Linked DNA regions of Homo sapiens: region 2 is linked to region 1. The links are chromatin contacts, found by POLR2A ChIA-PET in ENCODE. All regions are on one chromosome and are shown on one strand. Each heading gives the region's core, a stretch centred on a gene start or an enhancer-like site at or near the end of the contact. The rest is flanking DNA. Distances are from core to core; before and after follow the strand shown.

The links. ChIA-PET counts read pairs that join two places held with the same protein, here RNA polymerase II (POLR2A).
Region 2: POLR2A ChIA-PET joins it to region 1 with 30 read pairs in activated CD4-positive, alpha-beta T cell. The contact joins the promoter of RAB11B-AS1 here to the enhancer-like site in region 1. POLR2A ChIA-PET finds 5 or more read pairs at or near these places in 2 of 52 experiments (activated CD4-positive, alpha-beta T cell and naive thymus-derived CD4-positive, alpha-beta T cell).

What each region holds. Positions count from the first base shown.
Region 1 is chr19:7,550,246-7,553,742 of GRCh38, reverse strand. PNPLA6 (patatin like domain 6, lysophospholipase) reads right to left here. Exons shown (of 32, transcript NM_001166114.2): 15 at 3,314-3,445; 16 at 3,103-3,226; 17 at 2,636-2,749; 18 at 2,306-2,381. Among named protein-coding and RNA genes, the nearest start is that of PNPLA6, 16 kb to the right of the region's middle. RefSeq lists enhancers at 2,403-3,094, 3,095-3,497. Within about 2 kb of position 2,247, at least 8 of the 41 ENCODE cell types and tissues checked have a DNase peak (open chromatin) inside an H3K27ac peak, as active enhancers do.
Region 2 is chr19:8,389,441-8,393,239 of GRCh38, reverse strand. RAB11B-AS1 (RAB11B antisense RNA 1) reads left to right here and starts at 2,549. Exons shown (of 3, transcript NR_038237.1): 1 at 2,549-3,231. RAB11B (RAB11B, member RAS oncogene family) reads right to left here and starts at 2,880. Exons shown (of 5, transcript NM_004218.4): 1 at 2,784-2,880. The coding sequence starts at 2,823. RefSeq lists silencers at 2,488-2,747, 2,967-3,248 and an enhancer at 3,018-3,217.

The DNA.
Region 1 (3,497 bases), core at 998-3,497:
TTGCCCAAAGTCTTGACTCTACCATACAGAAAGCCATGGCTCTGGTCCTGGACCCTCAGCCTCAACTACTATTCCCTCTTTTGTTAAAACCTGGCCATCTACCCTCCACTTTGGGCCCTGATCACCTCAGTGGGATCCATTACACAACTCTACAACCATTCAGATTCACTGTGCTTGGGAGATCAATTGGCCAGTGCCCCTGCCTCATTCTGGCCTTGGTTCCTCTGTCTAATGGGGGACCTGAACATAAAACGAGGCAGAAATAAAGCTATTTTTAGCCTAGCCAACATGGAGAAACACTGCTCTACTAAAAATACACAACAATTAGCCAGGCATGGTGGCATACACCTGTAATCCCAGCTACTTGGGAGGCTGAGGCAGGAGAATCACTTGAACCTGGGAGGCAGAGGTTGCAGTGAGCCGAGATCGTGCCACTGCACTCCAGCCTGGGCTACAGAGCGAGACCCTGTCTTAAAAAGAAAATAAAAGAAAAGACAAAGACAAGAAAAGAAAAGCTACTTTTGACCCAGCTGTTGCTTCCCAGTTTCTCCACTAACAGCCTAGACCAGCTGTCAACTCCCATATCTTGCCTAGACCTCTTGTTGCCTCCTTACTGGTGGAATCCTTCCTCCCCAATCTAACAATAACAATCTAAATAAGCTCAAGTGCCTGTCCACAGCCCCTAGCCCCTATGTGACTTACCCCCCAACCCCCATCACCTCTCCCCTTGATCGCTTTCCTCCTCAGTGCTTCAAAACCACCAGCCTCCTGTGCAGCACCCCTGGTTTCTCTTTCATGTCTGGCCCCATCTTAGTTGTCAAGTCTCAGCTCACTGTCCTTAGAAAAGCCTCTTTCTCCCTCCCTTCCTCCCTCCCTCTTTCAGCCACACGGCAAGATGACCCTCTTTTGTCTTCTAGATATTGTATTCTCTATCTGTAATTTCTTTCCTTTTCTTTTCTTTTTTTTTTTCTTTCTTTTTTTTTTTTTGAGATGGAGTTTTGCTCTGGTTGCCCAGGCTGGAGTGCAATGGCGTAGGCTCGGCTCACTGCAACCTCTGCCTCCCCGGTTCAAGCGATTCTCCTGCCTCAGCCGTCCAAGTAGCTGGGATTACAGGCACCCACCACCACACCCGACTAATTTTTGTACTTTTAGTAGAGATGAGTTTCACCACGTTGGCCAGGCTGGTCTCGAACCCCTGACCTCAAGTGATTCACCTGCCTCAGCCTCACAAAGTGCTGAGATTACAGGCGTGACCCACCGCCCCAGGCCTCTGTAATTTCTTAATGATGTCTTTTCTGCCACTACCGCCCTGCCCCCGCCTTGGGGGATCTAGGGCTCAGGGCCAATTGGGTAGAACCCCTGGAGGGAAAAGGGGTATCTAGGTTGCTGGGCTGGCCCAGAATCTGGCCACCACAATGTAGAAACTCAGGCCCTCATTTCAGCAGGCCTCCAACCCCACCGCACGCCCCATTCTGTTCTAGCTCACTGAAGCCACAGGCTGAAACAGGGGGCTACATCTCCCAGCAAGCTGTAACTTCAGAAGGCGAGGTGCCCAGAGTCCTAAACAACAATCCACAGACTATTTTCCATCATGGTATGGGGAGTTTTGTTTGTTTGCTGTTTTATTTTTTCTGAAACAGGTTCTAGCTCTGTCATCCCGGCTGGAGTACAGTGGCACGATCACGGCTCACTGCAGCCTCGACCTCCGGGCTCAAGCAATCAATCCTCCCGCCTCAGCCTCCTGAGTGGCTGAGACTACAGGCATGTGTCACCAAGCCCAGCTAATGTTTGAAATTTTTGTAGAGACGGGGGTCCTACTATGTTGCCCAGGCTGGTTTCAAACTCAATCTCCTGGGCTCAAGCGATCCTCCTGCCTCAGCCTCCCAAAGTGCTGAGATTACAGGCATGAGCCACCATGACGGCCCTGCCATCATATTCTGATCTAGGACTCCCTTTCTCTCAACGTCCAGGCCGTGGACTTCCCCAGCAAGCCCTGACTCCCGGGCAGACTACGCCAAGTCCACCGCCTAAGACTCCCTCCCCGGCACCACTGATTTACTTTCGAGCCCATTAACTAGCACGCCAGGGGTCGAGGACTTCGTTTCCCAGCATGCTCAGGAACACGAACTCCATTCCCCAGAATGCTCTGCACCTGGGTCCTACTTAGGGTTTGAAACCCTCAGGGGCACGATTTCTTCGCGGAACTCCATTTCCCAGCATCCCTCAGGAAAGAAGGCTTCCCTCCCAGCATGCTCTGGACGCCGGACTACATCTCCCAGCACGCTCTGGGCCGGCCGGCTCTCACCTGGGAAGGGTCCTTGCAGCTGCTGCAAATTCCCTAGAATTTTCTGGCTCAGTAGGTGGATAAGGCGGGTCACGACCTGGGGGCGTTGGAGGCCGGCATTTCAGTGAGACCTGGGAAGCGGCTGTCCAGGTCCCACCTCTCCCTCCTATGCCGGGGCTCCTGGGTGCCCGTTACCTGGGTCCCACCCCCGAGAGCCCCCGCCCTCACTCTCTCGCTTCGGCCCCTCCCTCGACCCCGCCCCTCTGTAAGCCCCGCCCACACACTAGGCCCGGCCCCCACCCCCCCGGAGTCCCGCCTCCGCCTCTCTGCCCCGCCCACAACAGGCCGCACCTGCGGGTACCGGCGTTTGATGTGACCCAAGGTGCCCTCGGGAAGCTTGGCCAGCTCCGTGTCGCGCACCGCGTGCACCGTCGTGGCTCGCGGCTGCCGGGTCAGTGCCTCCACCTGGGGGGCCGCGTGCATGATTGGGGCTGCTTGGGTGGGGAATGAGGAGGCCGAAGATGGGTGGAAAGGGGGCTGTACTGCCCCATCTAGGGCTCCCCTGCAATGGGGGTGTAGGGAAGCAAGCCTCGCTCGCTACCCATTAGAGCTCTGGGGAGAGGGAGAGGACAGGGATCCACGACAGGCGGAATCCCCTTTTTCCAACGAAATGAGGTCTGGGCGGGGAGTGGACTGGGTGACCTCAGAGGTCGGGAGCTGCATTCACCACTCCCTGGATTACCCGGGATGATGTGTGTGAGTTGTCGAGGGACTGGCCTGGAAAAGGCCAGAGGTCAGTGGGTGGGGGTCGCGCTCACCACGCCGATGAGGTCGCCGCGGCCGTACTCGCCCACCAGCTCCTTCTTGCCACTGCCTCGCTGGATCACGCTACGCAGCCGCCCATTGAGCACGATGTAAGTGCAGTCGGAGCGGTCGCCCTGCCTGAGTGGGCGTGGAGGTCAGCAAGGTCTGACCACCCCCAGGTCCCCACCCCTAGGCCGGGCCTGAGCAGCGCGGTGGGAGCTGCACCTGTACAGCGCGCGTCCCGCCTCCACTGCAGTCCAGTCGATGGCGAAGTCCATCTGGCGCACGAAGGGCGACATCCTGGCTGCCACCGTGTGCGCCGCACTCAGCACCACACTGGGCTGTGCGCGCATGATCCTGCAGGAACAGACTTGGGATGAAAGAGGAAGGCCTCAAAACCGTCCTACAC
Region 2 (3,799 bases), core at 1,300-3,799, 840 kb before region 1:
TGGGGTCCCACGGCAATTAGTGGCAGGCTATGAAAATGGCCCATGGCTAAAGGAGAAAATGTTAGGAGGATAAATGTGAGGCTCTATAATTAGGTACAAATCAACAGTGTCATTCCTGGGGGAAGGAAAGAACATTCACGAAGGAAAACAAATGGCACACGGGGCATCACCCGGGGGATCTGCTGGCCTTGGCCGCTGAAGTCAAGGGAGCCAGTGCGTGATGTGGCCACCAAAAAAAAAAAAAAAAATGCAGAGGCCAGGCACGGTGGCTCATGCCTGTAATCCCAGCACTTTGGGAGGCCGAGACAGGTGGATCACCTGAGGTCAGGAGTTCAAGATCAGCTGGCCAACATGGTGAAACCCCGTATCTACTAAAATACAAAAATTAGCCGGGTGTGGTGGGTGCTTGTAATCCCAGCTACTCGGGAGGCTGAGGCAGGAGAATCGTTTGAACCCGGGAGACGGAGGCTGCAGTGAGCCGAGATTGCGCCACTGCACTCCAGGCTGGGTGACTAGAGTAAAATTCTGTCTCAAAAAAAAAAAAAAAAAAAAAAGAAAAGAAAAAGGAAAAGAAAAATATTGAAAGAGAATAGAGGAGGTCCTCTGATGAGGCACAGCTGTGAAGGTGAGACGGCAGATGACCAGTTTGGGAAAAGCTGAACTTGTGGGTTAGATTTTTGCTACCAACTAGCTTGAGAAGGTCAGCAGGGCACCTGCTAGACTCAGTAAAAGGAGGCCAGTGTGGGGAGGGCAGCAGGGCAGGCACCGCCCCCCCCCACCCCACACCGCCTGCCCGCCAAATGCCAGATGCCGCAGAAGCTAAATCAGTGTTTCCAGGAAGCAGTCTCTGCAGACAAGTCCCGGGAACCACACAGCCTCTCCATTGCTCCTGACCCAGTAACTGTTCTGCTGGGAACGCACTTCAAGGAAATAATCTAAAGGGCAAAACCATGACTTGAGCAAGCACTCGGAGCTGGGTCATTTAACACAGCAAAAGGGCAAAAATAACAAGCAGGGGATAACCACAGAAACCTGGATGGGGCATGTGGGGAGCAACACCCCTGCCCTGGCAGTGCCACGTCTGGGTGGGTGCCCAGCCAGGACCTGGGAGCAGCTGCCTCACGGTGGGCTGAGTGGAGATGGCACCCGATCAGCAGGACCCAAAGTTTAGTCCCCCTGTCTCCAGACGGCCCCTTAGAATCCCAGTCTCCAAAACCCTTCCAAAGCTTCCTCCTGCCACGAGGGGCGAGACCTTGGGCCGGGCACCTGCTGACCACAGAGCCTCACCCACCAGTGACATTATCAACCTGTGTGCAGCTGCCAGAGCCCTCAGTGCCACAGGACGACTCTAGGCCCTTGTAGAGGCACTTCCTCTCCCTCCCCCCGGAAGGCTTTCGCCACACGGACAGCCCAGGTGGGGAGACCTCTGCCTCATTCCCCACAATCAGAAGACGCTGGATGAGACCAGACACAAGGCCCAGCTAGGCCTGGTGCAAGCCACAGAGCACACTCGGAGGAACGGCTCAGCGAGGTGAGGATACCAACAGCTGATGTGCGACGCAGGCCCTCATAGAGCAGGCCGCAGGGTGAAGGCACCTTGGATCCAGGGGTTAGCCCTCAAGGGCTGCCATTGTCAGCCAGGGAGCCCAGCAACCAGGGCAGACCACTAGGCCAAAGTGTAGCTGGGCACAGAAGGCTCAGCTGAGAAACAAGGGACTCCGGCTTCCTCCAGCTGTCCCTAAATGGGCAATGGCTGCCTGATCTACCTAGGCCTTATGTGATGCTCCTAGAGCCCCCTCAGTCCCTCGGGCGGGGAAGACCCTCCAGCAGGCTGGCTGGGGCCCCGGCCATCAGTGCGCACGTGTTGGAAGAAGTTGGTCCAACAACCCAAAGTCCCAGATGCTGGCCACAAGCCCCCTAAGACACGCTTCCTAAGTGGTAAGGCCTACAGGTGGCCTGGGCTCAATCGGGTTCCAACACTTATAAACTGTGTCTTTGTCACTCTGGGCCTCAGTTTCCCAACGTGTAAAAAGAGAGGCTGGTTAGTATCAACCTCAAAGGGCTGCAGTGAGGATTTTAGTTAATTCGGGTAAAGTGCTCAGAAAAGTGCAAGTACTGGCTTAGCACTGTTGAGAGTTCTGAGTGAAGAGATGGAATTCTTGCTGCACACACGGGTGCCTTTCCACTCAATCCCAGCTTTGCACCCCAATCCAAGGCTCCCACCACCACACACCTCACCCCCAGGCCCTCATCTCGGCCCAGCCCCCATTGCCTGCCCCGCCTCTCCCGGGCCCCACCCCCAAACACGCTGCCCCAATCAGGACAAGCCTCGTGAGAGCCCCGCCTCCGTTTGCCCAGGCCCAACCCACCTATTGGTCACGCCCATCACGCCTTAGCCCCGCCCCTAAAAACCCCGCCCCCATCCCGAATCACGCTTTCAGCCCAGCCCGGCCCGCCAAATCTTGGGAAAGCTCCACCCCCTGCGGAGGCCCCGCCCTAACAGCCTCTCCCACCGCTCCGGGCCCCACCCCCTCTAGGCTCTGGCCCCGCCCCGGCGCGTCCTAGGTCCCCCAGGTCTCTCCGGGCCTCCGGCTCCGTATAGCCGCGCATCCTAGCCCGAAGCTGATGCTGCCCGGTCGGCTCCGGCCTTCCCGGCTGCCTGACCCGCCGGGCCCCAAGCCCCGGGCTCCGGCCTGGGCCCAGCGGCCTGGAGCGCGGCCTTGGCCCGTCTGCCCGCCGCCTCGCCGCCACGACTTCGCCCGTCTGTGCCCCACCGGCCGCACCTTTGAATAGGTAGTCGTACTCGTCGTCCCGGGTCCCCATTGTCCTGGCGCTTCCGGCGGGATCGGCGACTCCGCAGCCCCACCACAAACACCCGACGGGGGCGGAGCCGGCGCCGCGCAGAGCGGCGGTTGAATGGCCTATCAGCGGCGAGTGGAGTAGCGACGGGCACCCAGCGAAGCCAATCAGAGATGGAAGTAGTGCTCTGAGGGTGGGCGCCGCTTGGTACCACCCTCCTCGCCCTCGGTGTCCTGGAGAAAGGCGGAAGGAATGCGGACCTTTTTGAAGTGACGGACGCGCCAGCCTATCAGGGGCGAGCTCAAGAGGGCGGGGCGGAAGACTGCAGGAATGAAATGGATTGACAGACCAAATAACTAATGAGAGGCTTGATTGAGAACCTACCCGACTATCAGAGGACCTGTCCGGGAAGAGAAATGGGGCTACGTCCAGGTAATGCTACGATGCTTAACGTCCCGATGACGTCATAGGTCAGCGCGCGCTGCCCTGGTCGCCCCCCAAGCCCATAAATGACCATTTCCGGGGACCTCAGCGCTGGGTCCCCTTTCTCGGTTGCAGTCTCCATCTCTATATTGGGACTCACTGGGTTATCCTTCTGTGCCTCAGTTTCCTCCTCTGTAAACTGAAGAAACCCGTCTCATGGAATCTTTTGAAAATAACCAGATCAGCCAGGCGCGGTGGCTCACGCCTGTAATTCCAGGACTTTGGGAGGCCGAGGCTGGCGGATCACGAGGTCAGGAGTTCGAGACCAGCCTGACCAACATGGTGAAACCCCGTTTCTACTAAAAATACAAAAATTAGTCGGGCGTGGTCGCTGGTGCCTGTAAACCCAGCTACTCAGGAGGTTGAGGCAGGAGAATCGCTTGAACCTGGGAGGTGGAGGTTGCAGTGAGCCGAGATTGCACCAAGTGTGAATCAACCGTCCACTTTCTGCTATTCTTTGTTAAATAAATACTTTTAAATCCTTACTGGATACCAATGCTCTCCAACAGGACCTCCT